Linked DNA regions of Mus musculus: region 2 is linked to region 1. A link is a loop called in an ENCODE intact Hi-C map of the cell type or tissue named here. Cell type or tissue: left cerebral cortex. All regions are shown on one strand. Each heading gives the region's core, and the rest is flanking DNA. Links, peaks and the distances in the headings are about the cores only.

What was found. Peaks named below come from ENCODE experiments on the same cell type or tissue, not always from the same donor. Only the 100,000 strongest peaks of a DNase experiment are listed, where the experiment ranks them.
Region 2: it touches region 1 in a loop (2.3-fold over the local background); 2 of 42 quality-filtered maps call a loop at or near these places.

What each region holds. Positions count from the first base shown.
Region 1 is chr14:17,399,683-17,407,331 of GRCm38, forward strand. All of the region lies in intron 1 of Gm32121 (a long non-coding RNA gene), which reads right to left. Among named protein-coding and RNA genes, the nearest start is that of Gm32121, 4.3 kb to the right of the region's middle. In left cerebral cortex, for the core only: a CTCF peak has its summit at 3,197 (motif pointing right); DNase peaks (open chromatin) are centred at 3,264 and 4,518.
Region 2 is chr14:17,715,966-17,723,614 of GRCm38, forward strand. The region is part of intron 1 of Thrb (thyroid hormone receptor beta); the gene reads left to right. Among named protein-coding and RNA genes, the nearest start is that of Thrb, 59 kb to the left of the region's middle. In left cerebral cortex, for the core only: no CTCF peak of the experiment used is centred there; a DNase peak (open chromatin) is centred at 4,023.

The sequences.
Region 1 (7,649 bases), core at 1,657-5,656:
GACTGAGCTGTGTGCATTCTCTGAAGGATTACTTTCTGCTTCCAAGTGCACTGAATTGACATCTAACAGGCAAAGGTAAGTGCTCAAAAGCAATAAGCTCATCAGAAAGTGGGCAAGTGATTTAATGCCTTATTTTTTAAACATCATTTCTGGAGGTGGTGTCAAATCACCCAGTGGAAACCAAGGCTGCACTGAGTCTCAAGGACAGAATGAGCTGCTATTTCACATTGTCTGTGCTCAGGACACAGCCCAGAGACTTACAGAATGCTCACTGCCATTGTTTCCGGTCATCTGATGAAGAAAGCAATTTAAAAATGTGCACATACATTGATTGTACAAGGTAAAGAGATTCCTTATGCCATTGCTGTAGACTAGGCTGTCCCAAAGTTACCACTTCCTTTACTGCCCTCCCTTGCTCCTTTTCCCTTTCCACTCTCCAATATTTATGCCTTCAGTTTTATGGCAGGTGAGGGGGGGGTTGTTATTGTTGTATTTGCATTTTAAGGCAATTTTTCAAAAGGAAAGTGAAAAACAAATAAAAATAGCACATATCCAATTTCACGCATTACCTATGGTCACACTGGGGCTTCTCGAGTCCTGTGCATGCCCAAGCCCATAGTTTATCACTATTGGTCCACAGGATGTGTCTATCCACTTGGAACGCAGCATAGTGCTTCTGAGTCTAATGTCTGGGAATTCATCCTTGACAGGATGAGGATTTATAGATCTAAAAGTGCAGACAAAACTATCAAGTAGACCTCTGCTACAGTCAGAGGGTTTGTGTAGGCCTGTCATTCCAGATTCATCTATTGAAACCCTAGTCCCCAGGGATGGTATTACAAGGGGCCTCTGGACTGTGCTTAGGTCATGAAATCAGAACACTCAAAGAGTCTTTGCAAAATAGGTCCGAGGGAGATCCCATGCCTTCTGAGGTGTATAAAGACAAAGCAAACAGATGTCATCTATGACCACCAGGTTTGTCCTCACCAGACATGGACAGCTACAACTTTGACTTCCCCAGGTCCAAACCTCTGAGAAATACATCTTTGTCTTCATAAAGCACTCAGGATTTCATTACAGCATCCGGGATAGACTGACAGTTTCTCTATATTTGGAGCATTTACACAAACCTGTTATTTTTTAATTCTATTTTTTCTCATTTTTCAGTTTTGATCTTACAGATATAACCTCATGTGGAGTGACTAGTTATGCCTCTATTCAAGTTTGATCTTTAACAATCAGATTAATACTATTAGGTACAGATACTGAACTGATCAGTTTGATTGTTTTTCTTCTAAAAAATCCTGCCTGCTATGAACTCATTATAAGATAATCATAAAATTATCAAAGTAAAACATTTGTAGCATACATTCATCTATCTTCTGGATATACAAAGAAGACTTTGCTACTAATAAACTATGACAAGATGTGTTCTGTGAGTGTTCAAGTGGAGGCAGGATTACGAGTTTATTAAAGTCAGTTTTAAGTGGGCTTTGTAGCAAGTTCCAGCTGAGTTCTCAGTGCTGTCACAAGTGTGGTGACCAAGCAGCCCAGCGAGTGGGTCCACACATCCCACATAAGGGCCTCATGCAAAAAGACCAAATTTAAAGGTACTATTGAAGAATGTTGGTTTAATTGTTGCTCACAAGATGACATTGCATTCTGGTTATGGCTGGAAAGTCTTTATGGTTTTAAGCCAATGCACTGGGAAGAGAAGATCAGAAGCCTTGTGATTTATTTTCTCTCTTCCTAGCTCTGGTCTCAGAAACATCACGACCTTTTTTTGTGCCTTAGGTTTCTCTCATAAGGTAGATGTCTTTTAGTTCTCCCTTTATTATAAAATTCTATTATAACAGGAAACAGAAAACAGGCAGCTTCCTCTCAGCTTTTTCTGCTAAAGAAGCCACAAATTTCTGGAATAGAGCATTGGGAAAATCCATGGTAACCAGCAAAGCAACACACCGTCTGATTGATCCAATTTTACAAGGAACCTCATGATACTTCATTGTTTTTCACCCTGCTCCTAAACATCTTACATACAGGGCTGGAAAGTGAGCACAGCAGTCCAGATAAGGCCAAATCATGTGTCCTGCAATAAGTGTTCACTGCCTGTTGAATCAAAGCATCAAATTGTTTCTCTAACCTACTAGTGATTTTCAAGAATTTCAACTACATTTGTGAGTAGCATAAGCAATATTTAAAAATCACTTTTCAACTGAGAGGTTTAAGCATTTAGTACACATTGCTTAATCAAGCAACTATGCTCAGTTATCCTTTGTGTTGACAAGAAACACTAATGGCATATTGGCATTTGAATACTCAGTTAACCTTGCCAACAAATAAATGTAACTTTCTATTCTGTTTTAATTTGTAATTATCAGTGGGGCTTGAAGATGCATTATGTTGATTTGAAGTGTCATTTTGTTGCTTGTAATTTTGTGTTTGACTTTTACATAGTGGAATGCTTCACTCATCAGGGCAAATGTTTGCCAGATTAGAGTTTTAGAGGAGAAATGAGCCCTTGTTAGCCCAGTAGATACAGTGTGTATTAGGGAAGCAGGAAGCTAAGGAAGAGTATGAGCCATGCTTGCTTGATTCTGTAGAGAAGCCACAGTGATTTTATACAAACTCATGATGCACAGGAAAGCAGGAAAGCTCATGGTCACAGAAATGATGTAGCAAAAAGCAGCACTTCCTTCATTACTGCTGGAGTTCATTAATTCCAAACACCACTCTGTGCTACCTGAGAATAGAAGCCAACCTGCCCGAGTCCCCACCTTCTGAGGTCAGTTCAAGACGTTTCCAAATCCCAATCTTTGTGTTTGTTTGTTTTCTTTTGTTTTGTTTCCTTTTTTAGCATTTTCTACCAAAGCAACTAATGACTTGTATTTTAAAATAATATCCACGTTATTGCTTGTTCTGATTTTCCGTTCTAGATAAAAAAATTTATAACTGTCTGTATTCCAAAGTGGTACTATTAAGCATCTCATAATTAAGTTTAAGAAATGATTTATTGAGCAGAAATGAAATACTTTGGTCAGAAAAGAATTGCAAGCCCATTTTTCTCTTCTACACAACAAATAAAATATACTTAATCACCCAGAAAACGTCAGGGCAATCAACAGTGACCTCAAAACTAAGTTTGTGGAAATGTCTGCTGGGCTTTGACAACAGACTGTGTATTCAGAAGTACCACTAGAGGGCAGGCGAGGAGAAGGAATCTAAGCCTGAGGTTGCTCGGAATGTATGCCTGCTAAGCTACCCCCATCAGGGTCCTCTCCTTTTTCACCATGCAGGTTAGTGCATACCCCTGCAGTGGACTTTCACACATCTGCTCTCTGTCACATGACATATGGCAGTGTCAGCAGGCCTTATTCACTGCTCATAGGACCTGGTCTCCCTTCTGTACAGAAGGAACGTGGGAGAGATGCTCTCAGGATCACAGCTCCCAGGCTCTTTCTTCATAAAAACCAGCGATCAGCTCCTGCTTAGTACTTGAGCAGAGGCTGCTTCTTGAACAGAACCGGGGCCTAGAACACAAGGCCAGTGACACCATCCAAGAATGAGCTTCAGAGCTGGGATGTACATTTGCCTCAATGCCAACTCCAGTGACACCAGAGCACCCGGATGTGGCAAGGGGCACTAATTGTGCCTCCCTCCTCATGGCTGCTGCACTCAGTGGCCACAGGCCAAAGAACTTAATGAGCCACAGATTCCTAGAGATCATTTGAAACACCTTGTAACTGCAATTCTATAATGAATCCAAATGTGTGTGGGGCACACATGTGTGAAATCAATAAATAACATCATGCTGCACTGTGTTGTTGTACTGTCCCACTTGGACACATAGTTCTTGAATCTCTGAATTCAAATACTTTTTTGCCCAGTGCTTAGTTGTGTGAGTTAAAGTAAGTGATTTCAAGTCCTCTATGCTTCAGATTTTATATCTTATAAAATGAGGCTAATACGTTCAGCATGCTATGAGTAGGACCTTTAAAAGACTTTTAAAATTTGATTTGAAATGTGTGTGTGTGTGTAGTGTAGTGTAGTATAATGAAGTGTAGTGTAGGCATATGTGTACATGGTAGCAGGTGCCTAGGGAGTCCAAAAGATGGCATCAGATCCTTTGGAGCTGGAGTTGCAGGTATTGCAGCTGTTGTGGATGCTGGAAATTGACCCTGGTCTTCTGCAAAAACAGCAAGGGCTCTTAACCACTGAGCCACCTAACAACCCCAGAACAGGGTCTTTCAAAACATTCATGGACACTGGGCACAAAAATAGTCTTACAAAAGAGAAGATGAGTAGTCATCTAAAAGTCTCTGAGTACTTTATTATGCTGCCAATTTATAATTTCAAGTTCAGCTCTTCAGTTTTCTCCTCACTCTGGAAAACCAATATATTCCTTCAAAGTCTCAACCATTTCTGTACTTTGCTGCCAAGTCACTGATCCTAGATACCCCTGCCTATTGCTTATGAGCCATGTCTGACTGTGAAGCTTATATCCTCACTAGGTGCTTCTAATTATGCTGACTCTCAAAAGCTTTCAACATCAGCAGGGTGACTCATGAATCTGAACCCACAGTTTCTGAGACTCTCTGTAAACAGGACTCTCTGTAGCCAGTACATGGCTAGCCAGCTAATGGCATTCAACTGTAGTGTCTTATTTATTTAGGAATCCACTGATACCCAGGCCAAAGTAGTCAACCAGACATGAGGAAGGCAGGTACATATCAGTGTGTCTAATGCTGTCCAGGGGTTCCATGAATAACTAAAGCCTGAGTTAAAAAGAGAATAAGCATGTCCATGTACCCAGTGAACAGGGAGGACCCCTTTATCACAGTGACTCTCAGTGTATAGTCCCTAGACTAGAAATCGTGGCTTCCCTTGAGAACTTGCAAGATAAACAAATCCTCCAACAGGCTATCTGGGGTGCCAGAAACCCTGGCTCCCAGCAAATCTCCTCATGCATTCTACAATTCTGAATTTCTATTCCAAAAATAAACATACCTGTGATTTGCTAATTCTCAGGGCTGCATAATTGACCTTTTTAGATAATTTCAAACAAAAGATGACTCAAAAGTACCACATTGCAGGGGGAAAAAGTTTCCCTCAAATTATTGGCAAACAGAATTTGAAAACCTCTGTCTCACCACCTACCTAGCAATCAACCATTCAGCCAGTAGATCTAAAATTGCCCTGTGCGTGTGGAAGGAAGCTGCAGAGGCCCTGCTGCCTCTTCCTAGGGCTCAAGTGGGGCTCAAGGTGTCATAAGTACATATGATTCAGAATGTCCTCTCTCTCTCTCTCTCTCTCTCTCTCTCTCTCTCTCTCTCTCTCTCTCTCTCTCTCTCTCATAGAGTCTCACACTGTAGTGCAGGCTTGCACTACATGGCAATCCTCCTGCTTCCTGAGTTCTGTTATTCGAAGCATGAGCTACTACTGTATATAAGCTTTCCTCTGATTACTCCCTCCCGCCTAAAGACACGTTGTAGCTAGAGTTGGGAAATGAGAAAAAAGGATGCCTTTGGGCTCATATTTTCCAAGGCATCAGGCCACAGTCAGCCAAGCCTTTGCTTAGGGACTGAGATGAGACAGAGCATTGTAGAATCAGGAGAATCATGATGTGCAACTGTGTATCTCATGGTATCCAAGAAACACAAAGCCAGACAAAAAAGGGCCAGAGCAAGAGACCCTGCAAAGCTACCCTCCCACCCTGTAAGCCATCTCCACTGACCAGTCTAAAGCTCCTAAATCCTCAAATCAGAACTCCATCAATAATTCACTGAGCCTTTTGGACCAGTCAGTCTCTCAAGGAACAGACTCAGCAGCTAGGAGCCAAACCTTGGATCTCTGTGCTTTTGAAGACCTGTATATTGGCACTATAACAGTGCTTCCCATGCGGCTGTCCAGAGTAGGTGTTTTGTCTTCCTTCTGACCTCTGCAAACCTTTCAATGGCTTGTCTCCTCTCTGTCCTCATTCATATGCTTAGAGCCCACCTGTCTTCATTTGTGTCTGATGATCTCATGAATAGCCCTGAGTTATTGTCTCACCAACACCTGCTGTTCCAATGTGCTTGACAAGTATCTTTAAAAGACCTGTCTAATCTCTTCAATCCAACACAACTTAGAAACTCCAAAACATTCTTCTCTAGGATGGGTTGTCATTGGAGCAGCATGCCTGGCTGTCATTTGGTCATTTTTACGAGCTATACTAGCCCTTCCCCAGTTTCAAAACTAACTTTCTTGGGCTTCTATTAGATGGCTGCATAAGCCACTGCTACCCTCCAGTGTGGTCTCTGCCTCCTTCTTGTCTAAGCTAATGGCTCCTGTCTGCAACAATATGCAGCATTGGAGTTCTTCATGCTTCCAGGAGGACATGCAGAGTGCCTCCCCTGTAGAGATGGTTTTTCTGGTTTTTTGTTTTGTTTTGTTTTTTCTCTTGTAGGTGTCAGCCCACATAGCCCAGGTACCTGGCACTCTGCTGCCCTCTGCTGACATCTCTCAACCTAGCATCAAGTCCCTGATTTAATGCTGAGAAAGGTTCAATGGAAATGGCTGTGTTAAAAGAATGATTAACACAAGAGGTTACCAGGGCCTAAGAAATGTAATATATGTAAACTTATCCTCTTTTGCTACCATTCTGTTTCAATTTCCTAAAACAAAAATTTTCTTAAGTAATTCAAACTATTTTTTATAGTCAGCTGTCATGTCTTTCTGACTGAGAGATAATGACCAGATGGAGAGATAGCCTCTGTTCAAAGCCATGCTGCAGCAGGAGTCAAGAACAAGCTTGTGAAGGACAGAGACTGTTCTGAAATCACAGGCATGGCTGGGCTGGGATAGCCTTCCAAGTTCCCAGGCCATCCATTGCCTTAGAACTGTCTGCTCATGGTATTCTGCTACATTAGCATTAGCTGTGGTTGTAGTTGATATATTCTCATCACACTACTATCTGCAGTCCCTATCTTATTTAAGAAGAAGAAGATGTCTCAGAAGAGCTAAGTAAATTTCCAGTAAAATGTAGAAAGTAATTAACTCAAAATTCATGTTGCTGTCCTAACTCCAAGCACCTCGAAGGTTCTTTGCCTTGTTTTAATTTTGTTTCAGAGAGAGGCTAATCTTGAACTCCAGGTGATCCCTAGATACTCCAGCGTTGGATACAGGTCCTTGGAGGATTTGTTAAGCTGAGCTGAGATGTTGGGGAGGAGGGATAACCTATAGGATTGGCAACCCTAAGAGAAGACAAATTGGACACTGATGGTTACTAAGGAAAGGCCATGTGAAGAACAGGGAGAAGGCTGGTGCTCATCAAAGAGTGGCTGGGAACACACCCTTCTGAGGTTTGCAGCCTGGCCACACCTTCACCCTGCTCTTGTACTTTAGCCTGTGAGAGAAACTGTTGAAAAGAAACTGACTCCTTAGCACTTTGTGGTGGCAATCCAACCAAATGTACATAGCAGCAGATGCTGGCCTGAGCCCAAGTGTGGCTATTTTCAGCCTTTGCTCCCTCAACAAAAGTCCTGGTCCTTGAATGTAACCTGGGGCAAGCTATAACCTGCAGTGAGCATAAACTGAAGTGCTATGCTCATTCACAGAATTATGCCCTGATTGCTCACTGGGTCTCTACAGCCCAAGATCATTTTCCTTTG
Region 2 (7,649 bases), core at 2,232-6,231, 320 kb after region 1:
CTACCAGCTGCCAGCTGCTGGCTGCTGGCTACTGGCTTCTGGCTGCTGGTTGCTTGTTGGAGATACCCTGATGAGGAAGATCAAACTTGCCCCAAGGAACTCAATGCTACCAACTAACAGGAAGTAGTCTAATGATATTGCCACCTCCTTTCCCTTCTTTCCTTCTTTCTCTCCTACCTGGTGTTGGGGTTTGAAAGGGATAAGGGTGGAGTAAGGTGGCAGTTTGGTATTTCTCTAGTCTTGGGTTACAACTGATTTCTACTTATGTGAAAGGGAATGAATTATACTATGGCCTGAATCAGTGACTCCCCCAACAGCTTGTAGAAGCTGGGAGCTGGAAGCTAGTGCCACTACAGCATATGTGTATACAGTTGTACACTTCTGTTTTTTCTTGGCCACATGACTCTGTCTCCTATTTCTTACTCTTTCAGTTCTTTGGGGATTGATTTTGTTTTATGTGTATGATAGGAGTGGACATAACTGACTTCTAACTGCTGTCATCTTGGGAACACAAGAAAGTGTTGGTTAGCCCTTTGGTTCCATGCAGTAAATATGCCTATACCTTCCACAAGGTATGCCATGCCTTTCAGGAGTCATGTGGTTCAGTTAAGGAGAAAAGACATATTCATGTCCACATAAGCATACTCATATTAGTTGTGGTTATTGTAAAAGGTGTTGTGTTGTTTCCCTGATTTCTTTCTCAGCCCACTCTATAAAGGAGGACTAATGATTTCTTTGAGATAATTTTGAATCCAGCCCCTTTGCTGAAGATGTTTATCAACTGTAGGAGTTCTCTGGTAGAATTTTTTGAGTCATTTATGTATACTATCTGTGAATAGCAGTACTTTGTCTTCTTCCTTTCCAATTTGTATTCCCTTGGTCTCCTTTAGCTGTCTTATTGCTCTAGCTAGGACTTCAAGTACTATATTGAAGAGATGGTAAGACAGTTAATAGCCTTGTCTCAGATTTTAGTGGAATCAATTTAAGTTTGTATCCATTTAATTTGATATTGGCTATTGGCTTGCTGTATATTGCCTTTATTGTGTTTAGGTATGTACCATGTATTACTGATCTCTCCAAGACTTTTAAGATAAAGTGGTGTTGGATTTTGTCAAAGGCTTTTTCATTGTCTATGAGATGATCATGTGGTTTTCTTTCAGTTTGTGTATATGTTGGATTATGTTGATAGATTTCCTGTTCCTTAATATAGCTTGTCTTTGGACTGTACACTGTTGGAAACATTCTGTACATGCTCTTCTGCAACTTTCATTTTTAGTCACATTTAAATTTCTAAAAGGTACATATCCAGTATTGAAAGCAGGTGTCCACTCACCATGTATATACTAGGGTCTATTGTGAAGGTAGACCAGTTGCTCTTCTGTGTATGTGAATAAATGTCTTTTGGAGTAGATTTGGTGAATCAGAGGATAAATATATCCTTTGTTAGGTAATTCAAAATTAATTTTCAAAGAAGTTAATATAGTTCACACTCTCTCTAGCAGGCCAATAGAGCTCTGCTGTTCAGAGTCCTTTCTATCTTTTAGGGCTGTTTTATTCATTCAGAGTGTGTCTTAGTTGTTAGTATGCTTTCTAATAAGGGTAGATATACTTACTGTTTTTACATTGTGTTTCCTGTTTTGTGAATTATTGTTCATATCCTTGTACAGGTTTCTTCCCATTCATAGTAGTGTAGGAGTGTGTTGAGGGAAACAGAGAAGGAGGGAAGGAGATAGACAAACAAACTAATTTGTCCATTTTAAGTGTTGCCTTCTAATTTTGTAGCTTACTACTTTATAATATTTCTAAGTTATTTTATTTAAACAAAACCTGTTATTTTGTTATGTTTGGGAAATTTTTATGACTTTCAAAACTAACGGCAAGATACAATTTGTAATTGTTTATAAAATTTTAAGTAGATGGGACTGGCGGAGATGTCTAGGCAGATAGGAGTGCTTACTGTTTTTGTAGAGGTTCCTGCCTTGGGTTTCAGCATTCCCTTCAAGAGGGTCAGAACTGCCTGTAACTCCAGTTCTAGGAGCTCCAATGTCATAAAACCTCCATGGACATCTGCATGCATGAGGTACATGTAATCTCATACAGGCACACACACACACACACATACACACACACACACACACACACACACACACAAATAAATACATCTTTAAAATAATTAGGAGGTATGGCCTAGCTAGAGGGCAAATATCAATAGCTTAAAGAACCTTCATTCTCATGGTGATTCTGTACAACAGTATGGGCATTCTTTATTCCCTTGGTCTAGACAGCTTTGTTAGGACTGATATGGATGGCTTCATGCTTGTGGAGCCCCACTTCAAAGGTAAGTTGTGGATGTTTGAGTGATTAAGGTGTATGCAAATAGAAGTCCACACTTGTAAATGTGGATGTTGTATTCTTGGGCAAACACCTCCCTTACTGCAGGGCAGTTGTCAACACCTTTCCTTGTGGGTTCCTGCCTGCCCAGATTTATTATAGTATAATTAATCTTAACAACTTCTTTTACAGCTGTAATTTGTAAATTTTCCTTAAGAAATTCTCTACCTTATGCTCAACTTTCTTCTATGGGTTTTAAGGTTTTGTCTCAGCATAAGTGAAAATGATTTGGGTCTCATTTGACAAGAGGTTGGGATCTGATTTTATGATTCTTGTGTGGAAAATGACTACACTAGCGTGCTGTGCTGCGTGCTGAGGTGGGTGGCACAGTGTTCTCTATGAGATTGCCTTTGGGATTTATACTATGTGTCATGAAATAATCTGTCTCCTCCTGGGTCACTACTGCTTTCCTGTTCCTGTCTTTCCCCCCAATTCCTCATCCTTTCTCTTTTACTGCATAGTCCCTTTGCTCCCAACCCTACCAGCTCCTTAGGGTCCCAGAGATCAGTAATAGACAAACTGGTGCATCTCTTGCTTGTCATATTTTTTCCATAGCTCATACTAATACATTAAGAAGTTCTCTCAGATGATAGAGACAAAAAGTGTGTCCAGTTTTCTTTCTGTATTTTTCATATCATTTCATTTTTTTCTTTGTATCACTTTATTAACTAAAAGTGTTGTACCTTGCAACTGCTGTCACCTAGGTGTCCTGTAGACCACATTCTGCACTTTCTAATTACATTTTTACTGAGAATGTAGTTTTTTATAGCTCTAAATTTTATTGATTTTTGCCCTCCTACTCAGATATTCTGAAAACATTTAATATGTCAGCTACCCACAACCATTTTACAATCTTCCCTATCTCCATCTTATCAATAATATCGAGACAAGAGAGAGATATGTGCCATCTATCCATACATTGTGTACTAATTAACCTTGATTAGTTAATTAACTAATTAGTTAATTAATAATTGTTCAGTCTATTGACTCATTATTCATCATTCAGGACATATTCTACCCTCTAACCCCAAAGATATGTAGGAGGACAATACCAAGTCCCTTAATAAAAGAGTCATATTATGTTATTGCTATACGATTCAGTCAGATGTGTGTGTATTTAGCTCTGACCATTATATTGAGAGAACAGTTTATGGGTGGGAGGATTTGGGAGGCTCACAGTTTCAAGAGGTTGTCTTGGCAAGCTCCATTGTTCCTGTGCATTTAGTGAGACAGAATGTCATGCATTAGCTCCACATGCAGGAATAGGCTGTGCACTAGAGAAATGAAGGGGCCAGGAACCTCATAAAGTCTTCAAAGGCACAATTCCTGTGACCTATGTACTTCAGCTAGGCTATACCTGCTAAAGTATCTACAGCTTTCATAATCACGCCACCACATGAACTTATGAGGGATACTGTATATTTGAACTGTAATAAAAGCTTCAGTAAATAAACTGAAATGAAATGCAAAGTGTGTGTTTTATCTCTCGTTAAGTATTATATGCTTAGTTAAGTCTCCTTCCAGCTCTGAGTAACTTCATCACTTCCCTTTCATAGCATTTGTAACATACGTGGAATGTGATTTCTTTGTGGTTTCTATGGGAATGACACTGCTTTCTATATCCACATTAATCTCTCACTGTGCCAGATCTCTCATTTGATTGTCAGGATAAAGTATGCTTTTCTCTATACAAAAAGAGCCAGAGAGCTCATGCATCTGGTCCCAGAAGTTTGAATGCATTTTAGGTGCTCATTTCCAATCTGCTCCTTGCAAAGACTTATCTATCTTTCTTAAGCTCTCTTCTTTGCTATTTGAAAATCATTCTTCAAAAGAAACAAGGAGGAAAAAACACATTTTCCTTCCTCTTTGTCATGTGCTAGTGTCTGGCCTAGGCTGTCCCTCTGTCCAGTCGTTCTTGTTCTTTTTGCCCTTCATGTAACCAACCAAATTGGGCTGGGAAAATCCAAAAGGCATGTTGATATGTTCATTTTGTTATACTCAGCACTTTGACAGAAATCTTTAGCTCACTGTCTTTTGCAGCTTTATTGATGTTATCCTGACATTTAATCATTATGATGACAACCAAATTGGGCTGGGAAAGTTCAAAAGGCATGTTGAGACCTGGTAAAGATGAGCCTGGGACAAATGCCAGCACTGCTGATGGTGCTAGCAAATGGTCCTCTTTAAGAGGAACTGGGACAGTGGGGTGGGTCTGATCCCTGTGCTAGCAATACCAGTGGACTTTGTATAGATCCACTGTCATGGATGAAGACTCTCTTTAACATCTTATAGATGGCTCTGGAGCCCAATTGAGGCCCCAAACCAGCAACTCAGTCTGTGGTATTACTCTTTATTGTCTGTCCCAAACTGAGCACACAGCAGAGGCTCAACAAAGCCTTGTTTGCTGGCAGATTGAGAAGGAAACCAAGAATGAAAGGGAAGGAGATTAATTCACTTCATATATGAGAGAGGGCAACTGAACATATGGATTTGGGGGGTGGGAGGGTTAACATATTACCTTTGACTATGTTGACATGTTTTGCTTTATGATTATGGTCACTTGAATCTGCAGGGATCCATGATAAGAATGTGGCATGGTCCTTTATTCCTTTTGGAGTTTGCAGCGCTTCACCTGGCAGAAGACAAAGGAGCTAGAGAGAAAATGTGAACCTTCCTTATTTGAGCTGAAAGGAAAGAAGGGAAATAGTGTGCTTTTCACATTTAAATCTGTTCTTGGCATTTGTGGGGCAGAACACTTCACAACTCAAGAAAACCAACTAAATCTCATGACTATAGAGGTTCTAATATTCAGTTGTAATTCGAGTTAAAATATTTCCCCAAAATATCTATAATTTATTCTTCTGGATATTAGTTATTTAAACTACCATGATTCCTTGTTAGTTTGTTGCAAGGTTAAAATAGGATATAAAAATTGACCGGGCATGGTGGCGCACGCCTTTAATCCCAGCACTCGGGAGGCAGAGGGAGGCAGATTTCTGAGTTCGAGGCCAGCCTGGTCTACAAAGTGAGTTCCAGGACAGCCAGGGCTATACAGAGAAACCCTGTCTCAAAAAAAAAAAGACAAAAACAAAAAACAAACAAACAAAAAATAAAACAAAAAATTGTTTAACACCTCTCTTTTTTTTTAAATTAGGTATTTTCCTTGTCCACATTTTCAATGCTATCTCAAAGGTCCCCCACACCCACCCCCCCAATCCCCTACCCACCCACTCCCCCTTCCTGGCCCTGGCGTCCCCCTGTACTGGGGCATACAAAGTCCGCAAGTCCAATGGGCCTCTCTTTGCAGTGATGACCGACTAGGCCATCTTTTGATACACATGCAGCTAGAGACAAGAGCTCCGGGGTACTGGTTAGTTCATATTGTTGTTCCACCTATAGGGTTGCAGTTCCCTTTAGCTCCTTGGGTAATTTCTCTAGCTCCTCCATTGGGGGCCGTGTGACCCATCCAATAGCTGACTGTGATCATCCACCTCTGTGTTTGCTAGGCCCCGGCATAGTCTCACAAGAGAGAGCTATATCTGGGTCCTTTCAGCAAAATCTTGCTAGTGTATGCAGTGGTGTCAGCATTTGGAAGCTGATTATGGGATGGATCCCTGCATATGGCAATCACTAGATGGTCCATCCTTTCGTCACAGCTCCAAATTTTATCTCTGTAACTCCTTCCATGGGTGTCCTGTTCCCATTTCTAAGAAAGGGTAGAGTGTCCACACTTTGGTCTTCATTCTTCATGAATTTCATGCGTTTGGCAAGTTGTATCTTATATCTTGGGTATCCTAAGTTTCTGGGCTAATATCCACTTATCAGTGAGTACAAACACCTCTCTTTCTTAAAGACATTTTTTGTTTTTTTTTTTAGATTAAAATATAATTATATCACATCATTTCCCCTTTCTTCCCGCCCCATGTACCTCTCCTGCTCTTTTACATTCTTGATCTTTTCTTTTCATTAGTTGCCATTGCAAGCATATATGTATATTTCTAATAGTACTATCTCATTTTGTATCATGTTACTTATATGTGTATGACCTTAAGGGTGCCCCTTTGGTATTAGATAGCCACTGGGTGTGTCTTCCCTGGGGAAGACTAATTCTCAGGCTCTCAGCCTTCCTTAGTTGCTATAGTTCTTTTTGTATGGCTCAAATCTTGTAGAATCTCTTCTGCCTACTTTGGCTTCTCTGCTGTTGTTTTTGTTCAGCTTGTGCTTAAGCCGTTATGCAGGTGAAATTTTATGTCTAAATAACTCTCTCTTAAGACTGTTCAGCAAATTCTCTAAATCCTCTGTCCTTTTGGAAGTAGGCAGGGTAAAACAATCATCCATTCTCACCTTATCTTTTTCGTATCATTGTCTCACTAGTCACACTTGCTAAATACCCATTCAAGCCGAGGCCCCTTTTTGGTTATAAAAGTCATGCAATCGTGTGAACCATGTTAACTGGTTACTAACTGGAAGGGAGAGGTTTTCCTCAGTCACAGAGCCAGCACACAGAGATTGCTATTTTTAATCACAGAACTGAAGAGCTTGATTCAGTTAAAATGGGAGGAAGTTGTCAAGAGAGGGTTGCTGAAAGTTCATGCTAAATTTGCTTAGAACCAGATTGTGTTCATTAATATTTATACATCTATGGTTTGGAAGGGGCAATTATGCTTCTTTAAAAACACTGGGTGTTCATTTTCCATGGGCCAGGCAGCCTTCTGATTAGGGAAGGTGGGTTGCATTGTGTGAACATGGAGATACAGATGGGAACCATCTGGCACCTCATCCTCCTTTGTTGGAGGCTTGTCCTGTCTCTCAAACGTCAGTGCTGAATGAGAAAATTTCAAACTCCAGTTGAAAATGCAGTCTGAAGTTCTCAGCTAGCCAAGGGGTTTTTGGCAAGCATCAATGGGCTTAATATTTAAAGAAACCATCAATCATTTTATTTTGTTGGTTGAGACTTGTGGTTTAGACTGTGTCTTTGATTTGTATTTTGGACACTGGCTGTGCTATTGACTCATAAGCATATTCCATATGGGTATATTTCTCTTACATGGCATATATCATAGGAAAAACAGGGTTTTTTTTCTGATAAAATGATTTAAATGCACACATACATACACACACACACACACACACACACATGTTCACACACACACATGCTCAAGTGTGCACACACACAGAGGAGGGGGAGAGACAGAGACAGAGATGACAGAAACAGACAGAGGACAGCGATAGACAGACAGAAAGACAGAGACATACAG